Regions from separate parts of the Homo sapiens genome. Here region 2 is linked to region 1. A link is an interaction called in ENCODE POLR2A ChIA-PET data of the cell type or tissue named here. Cell type or tissue: MCF 10A. All regions are shown on one strand. Each heading gives the region's core, and the rest is flanking DNA. Links, peaks and the distances in the headings are about the cores only.

What was found. ChIA-PET counts read pairs that join two places held together with the same protein. Peaks named below come from ENCODE experiments on the same cell type or tissue, not always from the same donor. Only the 100,000 strongest peaks of a DNase experiment are listed, where the experiment ranks them.
Region 2: POLR2A ChIA-PET joins it to region 1 with 6 read pairs; 3 of 35 experiments call an interaction of 5 or more read pairs at or near these places.

The regions. Positions count from the first base shown.
Region 1 is chr6:155,164,613-155,177,405 of GRCh38, reverse strand. It overlaps TIAM2 (TIAM Rac1 associated GEF 2), which reads right to left. Exons shown (of 27, transcript NM_012454.4): 9 at 11,997-12,143; 10 at 429-590. Among named protein-coding and RNA genes, the nearest start is that of CLDN20, 93 kb to the left of the region's middle. RefSeq lists a silencer at 745-874 and enhancers at 2,368-2,427, 5,550-5,609, 5,640-6,059, 6,100-6,159. In MCF 10A, for the core only: no CTCF peak of the experiment used is centred there; a DNase peak (open chromatin) is centred at 6,125.
Region 2 is chr6:155,021,486-155,034,278 of GRCh38, reverse strand. The region is part of intron 1 of TIAM2 (TIAM Rac1 associated GEF 2); the gene reads right to left. Among named protein-coding and RNA genes, the nearest start is that of TIAM2, 33 kb to the right of the region's middle. In MCF 10A, for the core only: no CTCF peak of the experiment used is centred there; a DNase peak (open chromatin) is centred at 7,648.

The sequences.
Region 1 (12,793 bases), core at 5,062-7,561:
AGCAACTGTGAATATATCAAGTTTCGTGTTTAATCTGGAGAAATCCGATAAAACTATTTAGGATTAAATTAAATTACCTCAAAGTTTATGCCGCCTTCTTATAACACACCATCTCTAAGTAACTTAAATAGCAACGGATTTCATAATTATTCTAGATATCAAAGTATACATAGAATTTCAGTAGATTAGCTCAGGTTCTTCATGGAAGTGTGGGATCATGACCTAATAACTCATTCTTCTAAAGAGATCAAGGAATAGAATGCAAATTAATGAATATGCTAATAAATATATTAACTAATAAATATGCTAATATGTTCCCTGGCATGGAAACTGGGCCCTTGAATATCACATGAATTTAGAAGGCATAAGATTGCAACATTAATGATTATTTCTATTCAGAAATATATTTCTGCAGCAAAATCCGTTACCTTGCATGCCAAAGTCAAAATATCTTCTACTCTGTGCTCTGGCTTGATCCCTACAGTAACTCCGTGATTGTCCTGAAAGTGGACATAAGTCTGGATTTCCCATGCATTGTCTCGGGGAACACCGTCTACTGTTGAACCATATATATGCAGAAGTTCATCGACCTGTTTGTAGATGCCAAAAGAAAATGCAGACAAATTTGATTAACAAATGAAGGAAACCACCGGCCAAATGTCCTGTTCATTTACGGAGTATTTAGAGTAAACGCTCACACGCTTCACATCACTGGCTTCTCACAGCCCTCTGAGGCTGACAACGTTTCCTCACTCATTTTATCAGATGAAACTGCAGCCATGGGAAGCAGAGTGAAAGTTAGTGACTGCCTGTCCTGTGTTCTTTCCACTGTGTCAATTGACCGCTTATGCCAAGTTAGAACACCACAATCCGGCTGGGAACGGTGGCTCACGCCTGTAATCCCAGCACTTTGGGAGGCCAAGGCGGGTGGATCACCTGAGGTCAGGAGTTCGAGACCAGCCTGGCCAACATGGTGAAACAGCGTCTCTACTAAAAATACAAAAATTAGCCAGGTGTGCTGACGTGCGCCTGTAGTCCCAGCTACTTGGGAAGCTGAGGCAGAAGAATCGCTTGAACCTGGGAGGCAGAGGTTGCAGTGAGCCAAGATCATGCCACTGCACTCCAGCCTGGGCAACAGAGTAAGAGTCTGTCTCAAAAAATAAAAAAAGAACACCGCAATCCATGTAAGGGCTGCTGAGTATCCACGCTTACTGCTCTGGGATCATGGTTGAGAAGGGCCACTGTGAAGCCTGCATCTCAGCCATAATCCCTCTCTGACCTCCCACTGAATTCCAGACACACCTTGTCCATGGTCACTGACATCTGCCTGCCATCCTGACTCTGAACTGCACTTAATCCAGCACAAGCTTTCTCTTCTAAGACTATCTGTGTTTTTGTCTTTGTTTCTTCTTTTTAATTTTAGCCTGACTCATCACTGACAGAAATCTATTTGTTCCTTAAAATTAACCCATAGTCCTGGGAAATCTTTTCTCTATCCTTCAGCTATCTCACACATAGACACTGTTGGAAAATCATCTCAAAGAATACCACCTTCAGGAAGCCTTTCCCAAAAAAGTGTAGTGTGCCAACTACATCATCACAACAATTGCTGACTTCATGCTAATACGTCCTTTTGTAATTCATAACAAAAATAGCATACATTTCTTAAGCGATGTAGACATGTTTCTCTCTGGGTAGGTTCTTATATTCACATAGCAGTAAAGAAAAGATTTGGGGCTTCGAAATCAAAAGTCACAGACTCTACCAGCAAAGTGTGGCCTAGGACAAGATTTACCTTGCTACGTACGATTCAGCTCCTGTTTTGTAAAAGAGGATATTATTAATATAATTCATATTGAAAAAATTACTTGTTACTTAAGTTTTTGTGAGCAAAAGAGGTCACTTATGTGAAACACCTTACATACCAGAAAATGTCACCTGTAGATTCAATACTATCACATTATTATATATCATTCATCATACTTTAAAGTTATCATTAATGGGTGATTTTACTTTGAATTCCATGCATTTTTAAATACAAAGTAAAAGATCCTCCTATGCAGGATTTAAAAACTAGAAGAGACATCGTAAAGAAATTTAAAAGAAGAAAGCAAGGGAAAAATCTGTCTCTCTGTGCCATCTTTTTGAAAACATGGTGCTCAATTTTGAAGTGACATTTCTGGATTTGTCTTGGATCTGTCGCTTTCAGTACATTTTTCTGGAAGGATGATCACAGCCAGAATGCACATCCCCACACGTGCCAATGCCAAAGGAAAAGACAGGACCAGATGCAAGGAGCCAGGGATGCCAGGAACCAGCCCGGACACTCTCTGCTAAAGGCTCTTGTCTTACACAGGCACATTTTTTTCCCTGGTTCATTCTCTCGGGTACTTTTCATCTGGGCAGTGATTTCAACCCGGTGCTTAGCAACAAACAGATGCTGCCTTAAAGGTGCAGGCCCCACCTCTGAAACCAGGCTTGTTGAGAAGCAAACTAAAACCCAGCAGAGGTCACTGTGGAGTAAGAAACATCACAAAGAACAAGGCCCGGAGGAAGTCACAGGCTCCCACTGAGGGTGACAGAGCAATTAATTTACTGCTGCACTTTTGGAGATCAGGAAGAACGTAATTATGGATAAACAGGTGTGGGAGGAACATGAGCAGTACAAATTAACACTGTGCCTTCACACCCTCTTGTTCTCACCGTTACTGACAATCAGAGAAAGACTGTATCACTTGGCCGGGCGCCATGGCTCACGTCTGTAATTCCAGCACTTTGGGAGGCCGAGGCCAGTGGATCACCTAAGGTCATGAGTTCAAGACCAGCCTGGCCAACATGGTAAAACCCTATCTCTACTAAAAATAAAAATTATCCGGGCATGGTGGCACGCGTCTGTAGCCCCAGCTACTCAGGAGGCTGAGGCAGGAGAACAGCTTGAACCTGGGAGGCAGAGGTTGCAGTGAGCCAAGATCGTGCCACTGCACTCCAGCCTGGGCGACAGAGGGAGGCTCCATCTCAAAAAAAAAAAAAGACTGCATCTCGTGAGACCAAATGAAACAAGCTCCTGATGTGCCATCAGTTCACTCACCACTCACAGCCAGCCCTCTCAGGAAGGCACCATCATCACTTCCTATGGAAAAGGCAAGAAAAATATGGCTCAGGAAATTCTAGAAACTTGCCCAAGTTTACACAACTAGTGCCTATGGTACTCCGGGGATCTGAAGGGTGGAAGTCTGGGATGAGCTGGTTCACACCACCACTATACTACACAGAATGCCCGCCTGGCAGTTAACTCCCTTTATATAAAATGGGTGCAACCCAAATCTCCTGATTACTTTCCATTATTCTAAGCCACACACCATGTTCCCATTGAACAGAATGGCTCAGGGAACATTCCCCAGAAGGGAGTGGCATGCTCCTGCTCCACACCGGTGCTCACTTCCATCTCCTCTCTCTGCTGTACCGTCCTTACAAGTAGAGTCAGTGCTGAAACCATATATACCCTCCAACCTGGTTTAAAATGCCCCTGTCTTATGAATTCTCTCCTATCTCTCCTTTCTCTGCCCTCAAGTCCTCTCACTTAGATGAGTTTACTCTCCTATGTCCCTGGTACAGCATTTGGCAAAGCCCAGCTCACAGGAGAGTCACTTCTAAGTCCCGCACCAGGAGAAGATGAATACCAGCAGAGGCTTTGTCTTCTGCATCCTCATTCTCCCTCAGCCATTAACACAGTGCGTCCCACACCCAGGACACACCCAAAACTTCAGTGCTGAGCTGGATACAACTAGAAATTCACAGTCATATTACAGGCAGAAGGGTAAACGCTGTCCGTTTTCAGTATCTTACTCAAATCTGTTGACATAGTGTCAAGTTCTTAATGCTCTCTGGAAGCTTCGAGAAGAAAAATTAACAGATTATTGAAGGAGAATAAGTTCTGGACAAGAGAAAAGTGTGCAGATAGATGGAAGGATGGAAGGACAAAAGAAATAATCCTATTAAAATCCATTAAACAAGGTGCTGTGCTACAACTGCTCTGAGCAATGGTTTTCTGAGTCTACACTGTTGACCCAAGATCTAGTGAACCATAGAAGAGAAGACGCCTATCAAAGCCAAGGCCATCAAAGAGTAAGACCCTCTCAAGAGAGTCCCTCAATGAAAAGTTAAATGTAATTTTTGGTGTGTGTTAGGCAGACAGACAGACAGACACACACACACACACACACACACACACACACAACCCTCACAAATGTATACAGTTCAAGAAAAGTAAAACCTGGTTATTCAAAGGAAGCACCAAGAATTTAAAATTAATTTATTAAAACTAGAAAAAGAAAAAGCTACTTGGTGCTTACAGATCTCTTAGGTTGTTGTAAGCTTTGCCCATTTGGAGGGAAAGTTGGATTAATTCTCTGAAGGAAGGTCAATGCTATCCAAGTTGAAAATACACATGCTTTAGTTTCAGGAAGCCAGATGAAATATTCTCCAATATTCTTTTCATAAAAAGAAGAGAGAATCCTAAAAATAAGCATTAAAAATGGAGCCATCTGGAAAACTCTTTTTCCAGGTTACCCATGTCAAAGATGCTGCTATGTTAAATTAACCTTTTTAACCACCCAGAATTCCACGGTTGGCTACCTTTGCCAGGACTGTTACGCACCTACCACGCCTCCTACTCTACTTCCTCCCATCAAAGAAAAAAAAAAAAAAAAAAAAAAAAAATATATATATATATATATATATATATATATATATATATATATATATTTCCAACTAGCCTCTTCAAGGTTTCCTGGTCCTGAGAATGCAAATGGAGACAGAAAAAATACAATAATAGCAAGGCAATCCAGGTCAAATCTCAGCCTTGTTAGGGGCTGTTATCTAGTGCCTCTGCACTTCTGTTCCTTCACCTTCAAAAGAGGTTAAAAACGCCAGCCTCGTGGGGTGGTTAGGAGACTGATGGGAGGAATTGCATTTGAAAGACATAAATTGTAAAGATTTTTTTTGGAAGCTGAGGCTGGATCAGGGCATTATACTGTACTGGGAGTAGCTACTGCATTTCAGCGATGGCCACTATAAAGAACTTCCTGAGAATCATCCTTTGTTCCAAAGCCCTGGGCCACTGTTCTGGCCACTGCTGCTCAGATCACCTTGCAGTCAGCTCCAACTGGCCATCACGACACGGGAACATCACTGGGCTGCAGCCACAGTCACTCCAGACTGACTAGTGAACGTCTGCAAATCACTTTAGCTCTCCTTGGAGGGCATTCCACAGAAGTATTTATTATTATTATTATTACATCAATGGTCCTGAAACCACATGTCAAATTACTTATGCTCAGTATGCAGCAAGGAGAAAAAATTGAAACTCCGTGTGTTCTCACAGCAGATGCTTTTGGATCAAATGGCTTGTAATTACTACTTGGATCACTGAAGGGAAGTGAGTAGCAAAATCACAATCTGGCTGTCACAAATGGGCCCAAACCACCACAGTGGCTGATAAAAGGAAAGTCTATTTGCAAGGGAGATGAGGAGAAAACACAAAAGGGAGTTGCACGCTCCCAGTTTTCTTAACAACAGTAAAATGTCATAGAAGAGAAAGTGTTTATTTCCTTCTTGGACTGAGGCCCACACATCGGTTGATATGAAAGAAAAACAAAGATGGATCTAGCTAGCTCGCTAGCTGTATGCATATATATATGCTATGTAGGGTTGTGTATTAATATTCTCTCTAAACAGATTACCATACTGTGGTGAAGAGTAAGCTGTTTCATTCATATTTTCCATTTAAGAAAACAATATTAGGGGGTTTGTTTTGGTTTTGGGGTTTTTTGGGGTTTTTTAGGTTTTTTTTTCAGTTTACAGCTCATGACTAAGATGACAATACTGCATTCACTCACTGCCACAGAAAGTTGGAATACCCCAAGCCAATTTTCCAGAAGAAGGGGCCAAGGCCCAGGGGCTGTCACAATTTCTGCAATGAAGCTTCTGGGGTTGCCGCCATCTGAGCCTTAGTGGGGACTTTGTTGTCACAATCTCCATGACAAACACCTCCCTTCAAAGGCCGTGTAAGACTCACTATTACTCATCCAGACGTTCGTTATGAAAAGCTTTCATTTTTGGCAAGCCAAAGTGTCCTCTAAAAAAATGTTCAAGTAAGACTGGCTTTATTCCAGACTTAACAGATTTTGAATTAGGGTGACTCACTGTTGGGCTGTTATATGATGCATCAATTAGAGTGAAATAGTTTAAAATGCACACGGCCCCTCCCTCACAACAGCCTTTCTGTGTTATAGAAATGGGCGTAATGTACTTATTGTATAAAAATAGGTTTGTGCAGGTTACAAGTATTCTCCAAGAATGATTAGCAGATGAAAAGTAGCAAAATGAAATATTAATTATTTAGCCAGCTCAGGCAGAATTTTAAGTCCCAGAGATATAAAAAAACAAATTACACCCTTAGTTCTATCTGCCATTCTATCTGAATCTAGTTATCTGGGTACGATAGCACAGAAATTACAGAGGCTGCATTAAAATTGTCCTATAAATGAAAGGAATTTCTTCAGTATCCCTACATCACAAGTAATGCTTAGCTAAAACAAATAGGAGTAAAACAAATGCAGAAATCATAGTTTCTTCTCACTCCTTAGAGCATCGATGGGACCTGTTGATTTGAGCCCATCTTAAGCACTAAGCTTAAATTCTCACTGTAAGTGGCTACATCAGCAAAATTTATTTTCAAAGTCCAACATAAACTCTGTTAATAGGAAGTGTACTGATGCTATAGTTTCATAACTTTCTTTTTTCAGGGATGGGGTCTTACTCTGCCACCCAGGTCAGAGTGCAGTGGTGCGATCTTGGCTCACTGCAACCTCTGCCTCCCAGGCTCAAGCAATCCTCCCACCTCAGCCTCCGAGGAGCAAGCCACTACACTCGGATAATTTTTTGCATTTTTGATAGAGACAGGGTTTCACCATGTTGCCCAGGCTAGTCTCAAATGATCCACCTGACTCAGCCTCCCAAAATTCTGGGATTACAGGCACGAGCCACCATGCCAGGCCTCTTAACTTTCAAAGTAAGAATTTTACATTGTTATATAATGCTGGAAGAGATAGGACCCTAAAATTATGGGCCTTTATTACAAATCAGTCATCCTCAGCCATTAAATGACTACATCTAATAGAAATAGGGCATATATAAACTATATCGATTACAAGCTTTCCTGGGAGCCATGACATACGCACTTGACAGAGTGGCTAACAGTAAGAGATGGTAAGTGCAGAGTAAGAACTGGCTGGGTGCAGTGGCTCACGCCTGTAATCTCGGCACTTTGGGAGACTGAGGTGGGTGGATCGCGACGTCAGGAGTTCAAGACCAGCCTGGCCAACATAGTGAAACCCCATCTCTACTAAAAATACAAAAATTAGCCAGCCTTGGTGGCAGGTGCCTGTAATCCCAGCTACTCAGGAGGCTGAGGCAGAAGAACTGCTTCAACCTGGGAGGCAGAGGTTTCAGTGAGCCGAGATCACGCCACTGCACTCCAGCCTGGGCAACAGAGTGAGACTCCATCTGAAAAAAAAAAAATTATTTGGTGGAGGAGAAATTAAATAACACAGCTTCATGGGGATGTTGTGGGTTTGAAAAAGGCACTAGGAAGAGGCATAGGCACATCTGGGATTTCATGCTCTAGGATTTCATTCAGAAATCATTCTGAGGATTTGTTTGGTCAGAAGCAATTCTAGGGATGAGGAGACATTACTCAGGCTCCCCTTGACGGCGCCTGGAGAGACACAGCATAGAATGTACTATCTATGTGAAGATCCCTGACAACCCTGAGAGGAAAATGCAATTTTGTATTCACTGAACTCTCAAACGAAGGTAAGTACTGCTGAGGAATAGAGATGTATAAATCAAAGATATTATTATGACTTCAGTCTAGTCATGTCACTAATTTTAAAATGGAGTTAACATGAGGTTAGATACCTCCAAAATGCTTGGCATTCAAGACTATCTCTTTAGAGAATACCTACTGGGACCATTTTAATTATAAATCTATTTTCAAGGAGTTCATGTAAAGATTCTGAACCAGCATTCCTCGCTTAAGTTAGCATTTGTGGCCGGGTGCTGTGGCTCACCCTGTCATCCCAGCACTTTGGGAGGCCGAGGTGGGTGGATCACAAGGTCAGGAGATCGAGACCATCGTGGCTAACACGGTGAAACCCCATGTCTACTAAAAACACAAAAAATTAGCCGGGCGTGGTGGCGGGCGCCTGTAGTCCCAGCTACTCGGGAGGCTGAGGCAGGAGAATGGCATGAACCCGGGAGGCGAAGCTTGCAGTGAGCCAAGATCGTGCCACTGCACTCCAGCCTGGGCAACAGAGCCAGACTCCGTCTCAAAAACAAAAACAAAAACAAACAAAAAAAAACAGAAAAAGTTAGCATTTGTGTCATTCATGTAAAACAAGATGGCGGCCATCTATAGCAAAGTTTACCTCACTGGAGTTACTGGAGTTTTGAGGTAGCTGAGTTCCAGAAAATCCATGGCTGCCACTTGAATCAAATATCTGACAGATGGGGGAGGAAAAAGACTAATGAAATGGCCCTGTAATATTCATCTGCCAGCTACCCTTTTTCATTATTTAAAAACTAAAGTTCTATAACATTTTAGAAGAGCTTCATATCACAATTTGTATCATTATTCTAATACACTTAAAGTTTTTATTTCCCGCATAGTTACGTTTTACTTTTTTATGTCATCTATTATTTAAGTCGGCCTGTAATCCCAGCACTTTGGGAGGCTGAGGTGGGTAGATCACCTGAGGTCAGGAGTTCAAGACCAGCCTGGCCAAAAGAGTGAAACCTCATCTCCATTAAAAATACAAAAATTAGCCAGATGTGGTGGCACCCGCCTGTGGTCCCAGCTACTCAGGAGGCTGAGGCAGAGAATCACTTGAACCCGGGAGGCGGAGGGTGCAGTGAGCTGAGATCATGCCACTGCACTGCAGCCTGGGCAACAGCACGAGACTGTATCAAATAAATAAATAAATAAATAAATAAATTCATTCTTGATATGCTTTTAACCAAAAAGTACATGTTTCTGAAGGTGTGAAACAGAACCAACAAAATCAAGCTCATACCTACTTTTTTTAATGTGCACAGAATAAATCTTGGAAGAAAATATAGCTAAATGTTAAAAGTGGTTTGTTTGGGTAGAAGAATTAAAAACAATTGCCTTTTCCAAATTTCACCTTCTAAATTTTGTAATGGCATAATTAACATTAAAAACAATATAAACACTTAGAAATACCTACTAAATCAACTTCATTCAGTTATATAAATACTGACACTGTAATTAGTTTCATATCTTTTTAAAACAAAAAATGTTCGACCAAATGCTTTTGTTTATCAAAAAGTCTATGTTGAGAACAAATTACCACAGATGCTGGGTAAAAACCATATTAGGCTCATATCTAATTAGCAGAATGTCTACACCTAAGAAAAAATAAGCAAGTTATTTATCAAGTTATTATTTATATCGAATATACTGTCTTGATTAAAATACCTTAAGGACATTAGTTAACCATCAAAGAAGTTCAGTTCACAAAACATAAGTGCTCGGTGTTATGGCTCAGACCTGTAATCCCAGGACTTTGGGAGGTTGAGGTGGGAAGATGGATTGAGGCCAGAAATTTGAGACTAGCCTGGGCAACATAGGGAGACCACTCCCATCCCCATTTCTACAAAAACAATTTTTAAAAAATAAAGAAAGCATAGGCCCACCATTAGCAAAGGGTTTGCAGTTGACTACAGTCAATAATGAGGAAATACATTTCCATTACAACCAACAAATAAGATTACTCTTTACAATTAAATTAAATTAAATTACAGGCTGGTCACAGTGGCTCACACCTGTAATCCCAGTACTTTGGGAGATAGAGGCAGGTGGATCACATGAGCCCAGAAGTTTGAGACCAGCCTGGCCAACATGGTGAAACCCTGTCTCTACTAAAAATATAAAAATTAGCCACGTGTGGTGGCTCAAGCCTGTAGTCCCAGCTACTTGGGAGGCTGAGGCACGAGAATTGCTTGAACCCAGGATGTGGAGGTTGCAGTGAGCCAAGATCGTGCCACTGCACTCCAGCCTGAGTGACAGAGAGACTCTCTGTCTCAAAAAAGAAAAAAAAATTAATTACAAGTAGAACCACAATTTTAAAATCTGATATTATTTTTGTATATGAGTATATAAACATGGTGGCCACATAAGAAAAGTTTCCTGTGATTCTGCTGTCTGTTAATCTACCAACCCACTCTCCACCACCTCTAACTTTATTGTTTTAAGGTTTTAAACAAGTCAAAGGAACTGATACTGGCCCTTTTACTTACCCAATTCACAAAAGCGTTATCAAATAGCCATATACAAATTAGAAAACAAAGATCCAATAAAATGTGACTCTCTTTCCAATGATATTGAAAATATAATCAGAAAAACAGCAGCTCATTGAAAATAAAAGCAAAAACTTCTTCAGATTTAATTGCAAACAATTTCCCTATTCACCTGAATGATCAGGTCATCATATAACTTATTTTTTCAACAGCTTTGAAACAGAATAATCCTAAAACATATCAATCAGCAAGATAAAGTCCATTATCATGCACCTGCATCATGAAATACAGGTGCACCATGAAATACACATATTCAAAATGTTTTGAAAACAATTTACGATACTTGGGCCACATTTCACATAACATGTGCTTAGACTATTTTTCCTTAATAAAAATGTTAGAAGAGGCCAGGCACGGTGGCTCACGCCTGTAATCAGCACTCTGGGAGGCCCAGGTGGGTGGATCACCTGAGGTCAGGAGTTCACAACCAGCCTGGCCAACAGGTGAAACCCTGTCTCTACTAAAAATACACAAATTAGCCAGGCATGGTGGTGTGCACCTATAGTCCCAGCTACTCAGGAGGCTGAGGCAGGATAATCACTTGAACCCAGGAGGCAGAGGTTGCGGCGAGCCAAGATCACACCACTACATTCCAGCCTGGGTGACAGAGCAAGACTCCATCTCAAAAAAAGAAAAAAAAAAAAGAGAAGAAAAGAAAAAGAAAGTGTTGCAAGAGTCACCTTTCCCCAAGGGAAAATAAGCACTAGCAATTTTCCAGTGTTTCAAGACCGTGGACTTAGGCAGAAACTAGTCCTGGCCCTGCCCTTTGGTGCTGGTGAACAGGATAAGGTAAGTGACGTAACCTCTTCAAGTGTCAGTCTGCTCGTCTCTAAAATGGGATGACAAAACCCCAAGGCCATGTTCTAAGGATTTAGTGAGCAAAATCCACAGCTCTATCAACAGAACTGAGCTGCCACTCCTCTGATTATTAATTTTCCATTTATTTTAATATAAAATCTATGAGAAAGTAAATATTAGTACTAGAGGGAAGGAAAAGTGTGGATTATTTTCTGATTATTCTTATTTTTTCTGTTCTTAAGCACTGCACGCAGTGTGACTACCTCTTCAGGGGTGCCGGGATAGATACGGCAACTTGTGCAGTTTCGTTGGGTTAAAAAAAAAAGTGCATGCTAAGAGTTGATTCCTTTGAATCAACTTTTATTTTCATTTTTATTTTTGAGACGGGGTCTCGCTCTGTCACTCAGGCTGGAGTACAGTGGCAAAATCATGGCTCACTGCAGCTTCAACCTCCCGGGCTCAAGCGATCTTCCCAATTCAGCTTCCCGAGTAGCTGGGACTATAGGCGCACACCACCACACTCGGCTATTTGTAGAGATGGGGTCTCACTCTGTTGCCCAGGCTGGTCTTGAAGTCCTGGGCTCAGGTGGCCCTCCTGCCTTGCCCTCCCAGTGTGCTAGAATTACAGGCGTGAGCCACCCCACCTCGCCTCATTTCATTCTTAACAGAGAATGAACATTGATGATTCATAGCAGGCCGAAAATTAGGGGTTTCAGGAATTTCACTCTAGTCTGCTGTTCCCATGCTGAAAAGCTCACCTGAGTTATAGAAGGTCTCTTCTCCTTGCCTTTTCTGGCCAGTGTGTCCAGCCCTTTTAACGAAGAAAATATTCCCTTCTTGTTTCTCCCTCGCTGGGTCAGTGACAGTGTCCTTTTCCGGAGAGCAGAGTCATCTCTAGAACATACCTAATGTAAAACACAGTTTAAAAAAAATCTAAAGGCTTAGTATTTGAGTGGCAGAAAAAATGAAGGAAGTGAGCTCTGCTTGCTATAAATGCATTCTGACTATCGCCAAAAGCTCCTGCATGTCTGAAATACCAGGAAAGCATCCATCATATAGACCACTCTCATCTGGATAACACAAGTCATGACAGTCAGCTCTCTCCATGGTGGGCAGCAGCGTCAGCAAAACCACTACAGACCCCTAGGCTGAGCCAACACAACACACAGAAGCCACCAAAATGGGTACGACTTCAAAAAACCTGATGGGGCGCTCTGCAGGACAGAGAAAACAACCTTTAATCCATCCTTTAATCTTCACACCACTGTTGCCCCTTCTCCAGGATCCCACTTTCCTGATGGTGGAATACACAGAAAGGCAGAGATGAGCATGCAGTAACTGTCCACTAGCTGCTGGACTCTAGAATAAGCAGTAGAGAAACCGGGGGCTCTACAGCACGACGTCTGGTCTCCTTCATCTCCAGGCCCCTGGCCTCTGGGTGACCTGGCCTCTAGGTGTCAGTTGTTGGGTCAAGCCCCACAAGTGCCGATGGCAACAAGCTGAAGAAAGGGGGAGCATCCGCAGCCCTCCCCGAATGCTGCAGAAACAGCCTTCC
Region 2 (12,793 bases), core at 6,473-8,972, 140 kb after region 1:
ACTCTATCTCAAACAAAACAAAAACAAAAAAACCAATGGACCCCAGAAGAGAGGTCTCAACTAGAGTTATATTGACTGGGCAGAAACTGGCATGTATTCTGGTAGATGAAGGCAGGGGCAAAGCAAAAATTATCCACTGAAGAGAACCCAGGTTGGCACCCTAGGGAGAACCTCACTGTTTGACAGTGGGATAAGGAAGGAGACTCCAAAGGGAGGCAGGAAAAAAAAAAAAAGGTAAGCAACAGAGAAGAAAGCCAAGAGAGGCCGGGTGCGGTGGCTCACGCCTGTAATCCCAACACTTTGGGAGGCTGAGGTGGGCAGATAACCTGAGGTCAGGAGTTCGAGACCAGCCTGGCTAACACAGTGAAACCCCGTCTCTACTAAAAATGCAAAAATTAGCCGGGTGTGGTGGCACGCACCTGTAAGCCTGGCTACTCAGAAGGCTAAGGCAGGAGAATTGCTTGAACCCGGGAGGGGGAGGTTGCAGTGAGCCGAGATGGCACCACTGCACTCAAGCCTGGGTGACAGAGCAAGACTCTGTCTCAAAAAACAAAAAAAGAAAGAAAGAAAAGAAAGCCAAGAGAAAGGAGCTGGCCCAGGAGCCAATGGCAGAAGTTACTTCTAGGAAACAGGCAGGGCGGCTCTGAAGAAGACACTGCGTGTGAAATATTTCTGGGGCAAACTTTTTTTTTTCTGAGCATAACTCATACTTGGCACGGCTTCCTTTCTTAACTAAGAAACTAAACCTTTCTATTCTTGAGTTTTATCTTTAAACCTGCGAAACCTGCTGTGCTTCTACTCTAAATTTCAGAGCCAAAGTGCTATATCAACTACAAGATTAGGGAATTTCATAAAATAAAACAAATATTGGAGACCACAGATAAAGTTGCTCAAAAGCAAAACAGGACTATGTCTTATTTTTCTAACAGTTGTTTTGGGGAGACAAGCCAGCTCCCTTAAGGAATTAATGTAACCTAAAACGTAACCATGCTCCTGAGAGATCACGGAAGTAGCCCAGTGGTTACATCACCAAAGTAGTATCTTTGGGCCGCATTTAAGTAGCGCGCAGGCAGGGCTGCAGAGGGCCTGGGGCCGTCATGGCTGCAGTGAATACATATGTACTCAAAATGACATCCAGGTGTACTAACCTTCTCCAAATGTTCAGGAAGGCAACGAGAAGACCCGGGAACAAGGAAAATCTAGACCAGTTTGACCACATGTGTTTAACATACAGTCTAACAGGCACATAGGCAAGAGCACCAACATGGACAACAGAAAGGAAACTTCAATGAGCTGTGGTCGTAGAATTAACACATAGCTGTTTTCAACTAAAGGCAGAAAATTTCAGGGGGAAATGATTCTTTTATATACCCCAAATTCCTTTGGAGTATTCCTTTGCTCTATATACAACACAAATGTTCAAAAGAAGAAAAAAACAGGCCAGGCGTCGTGGCCCAGGCCTGTAATCCCAGCACTTTGGGAGGCCGAGGTGGGCGGATCACCTGAGGTCAGGAGTTCAAGACCAGCCTGGCCAACATGGCGAAACCCGTCTCTACTAAAAATACAAAAAATTAGCTGGGCGTGGTGGCAGGTGCCCGTAATCTCAGCTACTTGGGAGAGTGAAGCAGGAGAATTGCTTGAACCCGGGAGGTAGAGGTTGCAGTGAGCCGAGATCACGCCACTGCACTCCAGCCTGGGCAACAGAGCGATACTCTGTCTCAAAAAAGAAAAAAACAAAAATCCCTGCAGCCTAAAGAGGGTTGGAGTGCAGCAGAGATGAAGAACACAAACCCTGCTCATTCTCAGACGATTCCTACTGCATTCTTTTGACAGATGCCTCAATTCCCCGTTTGATGTGATGCTTGTGTGGACAGGGATTTAGTGATTAATGCCACGCATGACATAGATTGCTATCAGCATCTTCATGCTCCAAATGTAGGTCCACCGAGCGTTGCGTTCCATGAACCACACTGTGAGTGGCAAGTGGGGAAAGGATCACAATGGAAGCTTTCCAAACTTTAATTCCTGTGCACAGACAAGCAGGCAGGTTCGCACAGGCTTAAGACGTGTGTATGCACCAGGAGAAAACACACAGGAACATTGGGGAGAACATTTTGGCAAGTGGCTTAGCTTGTTCAATCTGAACATAATTTCCTTTCTCACAGTAGCATGACCTCTCCCACCTTTTTTCCCTCACAGATCTTCCATCGTATAAAGTACACGCTATACTTTGAGAGGTTCTGCTCTGCCAAAGCAGTACTTACAGGAACTGTAAATTTCTTACCTTTTCAAGCCCCTAGTCGCAGTTGATATACATCTTCAAAATACGAATTAAAATAGCTTTCATAGATACCTCAAATTAAATAGACAATGTGCTTTTTGTTCCCAAGAATTTTCCTTACTTTTGATTCTACCCAAAAGTAAGAAAAGCAAGTAAGATAATTCAAATTAATATGTTATGTTTTCATCTTTAAGCCCATCATATGGAAGTATCTCCTAATATATTTAGTTCCTTTTATTTAAATATAAGTTCTGCAATTTGTTTAGTCTTAAAAGGCCAGAGACACACACTCTGTGCCCAGGCTGGAGTGCAATGGTGTGATCTCACCTCACTGCAGCATCCTCCTCCCGGACTCAGGTGATCCTCCCACCTCAGCCTCCCGAGTAGCTGGGACTATAGGTGCGTGCCACCACACCCAGCTAATTTTTTGTGTTTTTTGTAGAGATGGGGTTTAGCCATGTTACCCAGGCTGCTCTCAAACTCCTGGGTTCAAGTAATCTGCCCACCTTGGCCTCCCACAGCGCTGGGATTAGAGGCATGAGCCACCACTCCCAGCCTCATCTCTTCATTTTCAAAACAAAAACTCTTTTGCAATTTGAGACAGCTACTAAAAAATATTACAGATAAATTATAAAATAATAGCAAAAGTTATGTGAAGTATCAGCAACAGTGTCTGAGTCATTTAGAAAGACTCACCTGGATTTATATTGACTCATTCTAAAATATGCACAACATATACAGAGAGGCACATATGTATTTAGTCTTTTAAAAACAAAGAAATTGACAAGAAGTGAATAGGTGTTACACCTTTAAGGAGTTAATTTAACACTGAGAAGTATTTATGACCATGCATGTTCACATTGGAATTTTCAGAATACTGTCAAAGGGTTAAATAAGACACAAAGTGTCTTGTGAATACCAATTCCATAGAATTTCATAAAAACTCTTAGCCACACACAACAAAGAGAACAGCAGTCAGGGAGGGCAAACAGCCTCACAGGAACTTATTTCACCAAAACTATGAACGCATTCTCAAATTATTAAATCTTTTGGCACCATTACTATGCCAGAGGAATCCTTACCTTTTATTTCCCCAAGTCTTCTAACGAGAGACAGTTGAGATCCTGATTTAAACACAGGAAGATCACTAAAATGAAAGATTTAATCTCATTGTCTGGAAGGCTATGGAACCTCCCTGGTTGAGCTCAGGGCCACACTTACCAAAAAATTTCTATAGTGAAAAGCAGAATCCAAAATATAATTTCCATCATGATAGAACAGCAGCTTTCCTCCAAAATTTACCAGTTAGTATTATTCCACAGGAGCAAGACGGAGAAAGTAGCTAACATTCTTCCACAATCACATGAGGAAACCAATCAAATCATGGATTGGCAAGCATTCCCCACAGAATGGAATTTCTGAGCAGACACCCCTTGAGCAGTGGGGTGAACAATACCAGGAGGCTTGCGGTTTGGACGCAGGTTAAAAGCAGAGATCAACAGCTTGTTCCTCCTAACAACCAGACGAGGTCAAATCCCTGCCTATTGCTCCTTCTCGACCTTAATCTCTTCGGGAGATCATAGTAACAAAATGTGAGCAGCTATCACAGGACTGTTAAAATCAACTTCTCACCAACAGAAGGCAGTTCAATTGTAACAACCTACGTCATTTCCTTGTTTTCTAGGAAAAAGGCACTAAGATTGATCACAACTTGGTTGTGAAGTTCTCTTTCCAAGATGTTCAACTCTCCATCTGCATCTGGCCTGCCTCATCCCATGCTCTATCTTGCCTCCCTCTCCTCCCTCCCCAAACTCCGTAATTTCAGAAAGTTATCATAAGGTAATATAAAAATCATTTCAAGCCCATTTGCTTTACAAGTGATAACTATGAAACTTTCAAAGAACAACAAAGGCACAGTGGCTCACACCTGTAATCCCAGCACTCTGGGAGGCCAAGGTGGGAGGATGGCTTGACCCCAGGGTTCGAGACCAGCCTGGGCAACATGGTGAGACCCCCATCTCTACAAAACATACAAAAATTAGCCAGGCATAGTGGCGCATGCCTGTGGTCCCAGCTACTTGGGAGGCTGAGACGGGAGGATGGCTTGTGTCTGGGAGGCGGAGGTTGCAGTGAGCCGCGATCACACCACTGCACTCTGCCTGGGCAACAGACTGAGACCCTGTCTCAGAAAAACAAAACAAAACAAAAAAAACACAAAAAGTCTTTAGGTTTTTTTCTACATATATATATATATAGTTATATACTATATAGTTATATAACTCTGTATATAGTTATATATCTCTATATATAGTTATATAACTCTGTATATAGTTATATAACTCTATATATAGTTATATAACTATATATAGTTATATACATATATACAGAGTTATATAACTATATATACTATATAGTTATATATACTATTATATAGTATATATTTATACTACATAATATATATTATTATCTATACTATAATATATAGTATATATTATATATAATATATACTATAGTATATATACTATAGTATATATTATATATAATATATACTATAGTATAATATATACTATAGTATATATAGTATATATTATATATACTATAGTATATATATAACATAGTATATATAGTATATATTATATATAACGTATATATATTATATATAACACATAGTACATATAGTATATATAACACATAGTACATATAGTATATATAACACATAGTACATATAGTGTATATAACACATAGTACATATAGTGTATATAACACATAGTACATATAGTGTATATAACACATAGTACATACAGTGTATATAACACATAGTACATATAGTGTATATAACACATAGTACATATAGTGTATATAACACATAGTACATACAGTGTATATATAACACATAGTATATACAGTGTATATATAACAGTATATATAGTATATACAGTGTATATATAACATAGTATATATAGTATATACAGTGTATATATAACATAGTATATATAGTATATACAGTGTATATATAACATAGTATATATAGTACATACAGTGTATATATAACATAGTATATATAGTATATACAGTGTATATATAACATAGTATAGATAGTATATACAGTGTATATATAACATAGTATAGATAGTATATACAGTGTATATATAACATAGTATATATATAACACAGTATATATATTATATATAGTATATAACACAGTATATATATTACATGTAGTATATAACACAGTATATATATTATATGTAGTATATAACACAGTATATATATTATATGTAGTATATATATAACACAGTATATATATTATATGTAGTATATATATAACACAGTATATATATTATATGTAGTATATATATAACACAGTATATATATTATATGTAGTATATATAACACAGTATATATATTATATGTAGTATATATGTAACACAGTATATATATATTATATGTAGTATATATGTAACACAGTATATATATTATATGTAGTATATATGTAACACAGTATATATATGTAGTATATGTAACACAGTATATATATTATATGTAGTATATGTAACACAGTATATATATTATATGTAGTATATGTAACACAGTATATATATGTAGTATATATGTAACACAGTATATATATTATATGTAGTATATATGTAACACAGTATATATTATATGTAGTATATATGTAACACAGTACATATATGTAGTATATATGTAACACAGTACATATATTATATGTAGTATATATGTAACACAGTACATATATTATATGTAGTATATATGTAACACAGTACATATATTATATGTAGTATATATGTAACACAGTACATATATTATATGTAGTATATATGTAACAGTACATATATTATATATAGTATATATGTAACACAGTACATATATTATATATAGTATATATGTAACACAGTACATATATTATATATAGTATATATGTAACACAGTACATATATTATATATAGTATATAACACAGTACATATATTATATATAGTATATATGTAACACAGTACATATATTATATATAGTATATATGTAACACAGTACATATATTATATATAGTATATATGTAACACAGTACATATTATATAGTATATATGTAACACAGTACATATATTATATAGTATATAACACAGTACATATATTATATATAGTATATATGTATCACAGTACATATATTATATATAGTATATATGTAACACAGTACATATATTATATATAGTATATATGTAACACAGTACATATATTATATATAGTATATATGTAACACAGTACATATATTATATATAGTATATATGTAACACAGTACATATATTATATATAGTATATATGTAACACAGTACATATATTATATATAGTATATATGTAACACAGTACATATATTATATATAGTATATATGTAACACAGTACATATATTATATATAGTATATATGTAACACAGTATATATATTATATATAGTATATGTAACACAGTATATATATTATATATAGTATATATGTAACACAGTATATATATTATATATAGTATATATGTAACACAGTATATATATTATATATAGTATATATGTAACACAGTATATATATTATATATAGTATATATGTAACACAGTATATATATTATATATAGTATATATGTAACACAGTATATATATTATATATATAATATACAGGTGCGATGGCTCATGCCTGTAATCCCAACACTTTGGGAGGCCCAGGCAAGTGGATCACCTGAGGTCAGGAGTAAGAGACCATCCTGGCCAACATGGTGAAACCCCGTCTCTATTAAAACAGAAAAATTAGCTGGGCATGGTGGCATGTCCCAGCTACTCAGGAGGCTGAGGCAGGAGAATCGTTTGAGCCCAGGAGGCAGAGGTTGTAGTGAGCCAAGATCACTCCACTGCACTCCAGCCTGGGTGACAGAGCAAGACTCCATCTCAAAAAAAAGGTAAAAAATATTTAATAGTTTGCTAATGAACAGAAATATTCAAAGTCCAGAAATAGACACAAATTATATGGACATGCAGAATATCATAAAGGTGGCATTTCAAGTAGGTAAAGATGTGCACTATAACAAATGAACAGTTTTTCTCTTCCCAACCAGTTGCTCCGTTACACCGTCTCACCATGTGTAAAACCAGCAGTAGCCCAGTCTCCCGTAACTACATACAAAAGCCAAAAGGTGTGTGCATTTCTTCTAGCTTCTCACCAAGTCCCTAACCAAAGGTGAGCCCCACTCCAATCAAACCAGAAGCCTCACCGCATATTTTAACTCTCAAGGTCTCATGGGAGAGGTGAGCACCAGCTCCAAACTTCCAGAGGCTGGCACCAGGGCCAAGGGGCCACCCAGGCTGCCATGTGAGTCATGGATGAGTCAGTCCCTCAAGGACTGCCAGTCCCCACTGGGATGCATCTACCTCCAGCATGCAGCCTCTTTATTACAAAAACATATCCAGCCCTCCCCCAGTGTTCTGTAGTTGTCCATGCCCTTCGAAACATGATGATAAACCACAGTGAGTTTTGCAAAGAAAATTAACTGCTTAGCGTTGAAACAGTCTACCCCCACCAGGAGGGAAAAAAAATTGAGAAACTCAATTATCATTGCAAAAAGATGATTCTTAATGGAAACCTTGGGAAGAACCTGGGGGAAGCATTCAGAAAGAACGCCAAGATCATCTGTATTTGCTGAGGAATCAACAGAGATTTTGAACATTTGAAATTCTGAACAGATCCCTAAGGGGAATACTGTTTAACATTTTATGGTGTGACAGCTTACCCAGGTCTTAAAATATTCCTCTCATTAGAAGTTCTTTTTTTATCTAGTACCTAGCCAAAGCAATGCGGCAATTTAAGAAGACAAAGCTGAATGCCTGGATTTGAGCTGTTTTATGTTTCCATATAGAAATCCAGCCTATCATTATCAGAGCTCTGGCTGGGCTGCAAAGTACCTCTGAGCAAGAAAGAACCATTCAAGAAGCCCATTCTATTTGTGAGATGTGTAGACTAGCGGGTGTTCCATGTTCTGAGACCCCACAACTGCTCAAGGAGGCTTTTGTCCCACTGCTCAACAACACCTTTCCGAAGCATCCAAATGTTTCCTTCCCTTCTTTCTTTTCTGTGTGTGTGTGTGTGTGTGTGTGTGTGTGTGTGTGTGTGTGTGTGTGTGTGTGTTTGAGGGGGAGGTGCTCACATGTGTTTTTATGTATGGGTATGAAAAAATCTATTTTTTTAAATGTGATTGGTAAAATTGGCGGGTACTACCCAAACCTCAGCCGTCAAAGACACATGAATTTTCAAGGAAATTAATTTCAACTTTGATGAAAAAATGTTACAATGTATATAAGCAGACACTAAATAAAAATAACCTCCTCTTTGCCCGGGTGCAGTGCCTCACACCTGTAATCCCAGCACTTTAGGAGGCTGAGGTGGGCGGATCACTTAAGGTCAGGGGTTCAAGACCAGGCTGGCCAACATGGTGAAACCCCAACTCTACTAAAAAAATACAAAAATTAGGCCGGGCGCGGTGGCTCATGCCTGTAATCTCAGTACTTTGGGAGGCTGAGGAGGGCAGATCACGAGGTCAGGAGATTGAGACCACGGTGAAACCCCGTCTCTACTAAAAATACAAAAAATTAGCCGGGCGTGGTGGCAGGCGCCTGTAGTCCCAGCTACTCAGGAGGCTGAGGCAGGAGAATGGCGTGAACCCGGGAGGCAGAGCTTGCAGCGAGCTGAGATCATGCCACTGCACTCCAGCCTGGGTAACAGAGCGAGACTCCGTCTCAAAAAAAAAAAAAAAAATACAAAAATTAGCCAGACGTGGTGCCTATAATCCCAGCTACTCAGGAGACTGAGGCGGAAGAATCACTTGAACCCAGGAGGCAGAGGTTGCAGTGAGCCGAGATCATGCCACCGTACGCCAGCCTGGGTGACAGAGCCAGACTCCGTCTCTAAAAATAAAATAAAAATAAAAAATAACCTCCTCTTTAAATAAAGTCAAATAAAACCAGGTTCTATGGAATGCTAAATAACTAAAATGACATTTAACAAATTACAAGCTGAGTGTCTGTTTTCTGGATTTCTCCCTTCTGGATCTGTCACTTCATCTAGAGCAGGAGTGCTGACAGGGACAAATGCCAACACTCAACCACCTGTAAATAAAAGCTGTGATCCTAATTTCGAAACATTTGCATTCCCCACTCTGTCACTGCAGGACACAAAAGGGAAAAGAAAGTCAAGGACATTTGCTCAGTAAAATGAAATCCTTTCTTGGCTCTCCTATGATTTCATTTACTTTTTATAGCTTGGCTTTCAAACATAGTAATTGCTTTTTTTTTTTTTTTAAAGACATGGATTTATACCACATTTGAGTGTCCCTATATATAGATTTCAGTCTACAATAATAGCAAATTCACAAGATCCCACCCCTAAAGACCTAAATATCACAGCGATTTAGGAATAGGATCTTCTTCTCCTACAAAGAAAAACTATTAAAGAAGGCAAAGATAACTTACCCCATCTGCCACCAAATGGCAATTCCTAAACCCAGCTTTTATGACACTCTCAGGGAAAAAAAAAATGCACAATTTCTTCCAGGAAATTTGTTGTCTGAAAATCCTCTGAATTTTTAAAAATTGTGTTGTTTTATTTCTGTTAATACTTATAATCTCTGGTTCATCCATTAATAATTAAATCTTACAGTAAGAAAGGCAGTTATTCCAGCCTCTTTCAGTTCTCCTAAAGCAGATATAGAATTCATTTTTGTTCTTCAATTACCTGTTTCTTACCAAAGAAACGTGGCCGTAAGTACTTTTCCCAGAATCATAAAGCTGTAGAGGCCAGCAAGACGCAGTCTGAAGAACAAGTGCTTTGGAGTCAGACAAGGTCAAAACCCAGCTCAGCTCCTTAATTCCTCACCCACCCTCTCTAAGCCTGTGTCCTCTGCAGAGTGGGAGGGAATCTGTCCTGGAGAGCCGCATGCAGAGTATTAAGTGGGATGTTGATGAAGTGTCTGGTACAGCCTCTGATCAACAGGTTCCTATGATGTCAAGAAGATGATGATGTTGCTGATGATAAAACAGAGTCTTGGAAATACTCTCTCCAATCCCTTCATCTTGCAGGCAAAGACGAGTAAGGACCCGATAAATTAAGTAATGTACAAACCAACCATCTGCGGCTCAACAAGTGGTTTACGGAGCGCACAATTTAAGGTTTCAATTAGGACTTCTATATACGATGAACAAAAGCACAAAAATACTCAAGTTCAATGAGTATTTCCTTGGAGGCTCCGCCTGCAAGGAAAGCTGACTAAATCTCATTATTGCTGACCTTTCCCCGCAAGAGAAGACCTCCAGAGGATAATGGGTAAAATCTGCCTTTATCCAACTGCAAATAACTCATCATTGCTTGGTTACTTGCAGCTGGTTCCAGGCCAGGCTGCTACCCAACCTGTCAGGGCTGCAAAATCAAGAGCAAACGCACAGACATGGTATAGTTCGGTCAGGCACTAGATCCCATTCTCATTCACAGAACATACAAATTTAGACGCAGCCGAAAAGGACCAGGGTTCAATATGCAAAGACAAACTCTGTTATTAAACTGCAAAGTTTAATAAGAACACTTTTTGCCCCAAATCACAAAGGTCTCTCACATTGACCCATCAACAACCGCCCTCGTGGCAGAGTTTTGTCCGTCTAGACTTAACTTCATCCTGAGACTTGGCCTAAAGGGAGCCAGGTGCCAGGTACCTGCAACTTCTAGAGCAGAGATTCCCACCTGGCTCAGATTTTCCTTCAAAGTCAATTTCCTGAAGTGGCTGTAAGTAAATCCAAGTCAAACTCAGATATCTTGAACAAAAAGGAAAGGATTGCAGATTTCAAAATGAAATAAATTCATTTGCCAAGAAAAAAGATGAAATAAATTCACTTGCCAAGGGAAAAAAAAAAAAAAAAAACAGAACAAAAAATGAGTCCCTCCTTCTCTCTCAGTGCCCTAGTTTAAAAAACCTCTCTACAAAAACAGAAGCCGGAAAGGAGAAACCTAAGATGGTTACAAAAAGGAATTCACTTTATCCACGTCCATGGCTGCCAAGCCCAGCGCTATGACACAAGCAGGCCCTCGAAATGCTTTACTAAGAAACCATCGTTAGCCCTCTTCCCTACTAACTCGAACCTATATTTAAGTAGCAACCATATCGTAACTTCAGTAAGCTTTAACTTCTCATAACTCAAGGGACTTGTCAACAATAAGCATTGCATTGCTTCTGCAAGGTGGCCACAGGCAATGTTCCCTACAAGGTGACAGTTGAACACAACTCAGGCCCCCTGTTGCTTGTGAGTTTCTCCTTAGCATTAAATACCCGTATCAGAGATGAGCTCTTCAAGAATCAGACAGACAGGCCAGGCGCAGTGGCTCACGCCTGTAATCCCAGTACCTTATGAGGCTGAGGCAGGTGGATCACCTGGGGTCAGGAGTTCGAGACCAGCTGGCTAACATGGTGAAACCCTGTCTCTACTAAAAATACAAAAAATTAGCAGGGCATGGTGGTGCACACCTGTAGTTCCAGCTACTCAGGAGGCTGAGGCAGGAGAATCACTTGAACCCAGGAGGTGGAGGTTGCAGTGGGCCAAGACTATGCCATTGTACTCCAGCCTGGGCAACAGAGTGAGAGAAAAAAAGAAAAAACAGTCAGGCACACATGGACACAAGAAGGCCCTGCAGTGGTTAATCACTTTTAAATATGGCTCCACTTTCTACAGCTGTTGGTACAGAGCTCGGCGTCTCTGTACCCTTCCCCTCTTATCTCATTTTTATCAATATTTTCTTCTCAAATGATTTTATAGAAAATTATCAAGTTGTGAGAGCTATATCAGGACGAGTGAGTTCATTTTCCTAAGCTCCTTTGGACTGAAAACAGAGGAGGGAAGTAAAAAGCAAATTACTTAACACCAAGTACGAAGCTGCAGATGCTACTAGTTGGCAATTAAACTGAGAGGTAAACTGTGAGGTAAACAGCACGAAGCAGCTTTGGGAAAGCCGCAGAAAGAGGCAGGAGGTCAGGACAGGGGCTTTATCTGAACCATCTTTGTAAACTCCTGCACCTCAAACAGCACTGATGTGTGCACTGTGTGTTGAGTAAAGAAATAAATGCATGACCAGACTGCGTCTCACATGCAACAGGGAAAGCAGGGAGATTTGAGTTTCAGTCCTACCTTTGACAGTAACAAGCTAGGCCGTCAAGTCACTTAACCTATCTGGAATGAAGTTTCCTTATCTGTTTAAATGAGGCAACTGAGGGGATGGTTCAAAAAACCCTAGCACTTTGCAGAGGTAAAGAAACCAGAACCCTTGTGCACGGTTGATTGGAATGTAAAATGGTGCAGGGGCTGTGAAAAACAACATAGTGGTTTTTCAAAGAATTAAAAATAGAATTCTGGCTGGGCGCGGTGGCTCGTGCCTGTAATCCCAGCACTGTAGGAGGCTGCAGCGGGCGGATCACATGAGGTCAGGA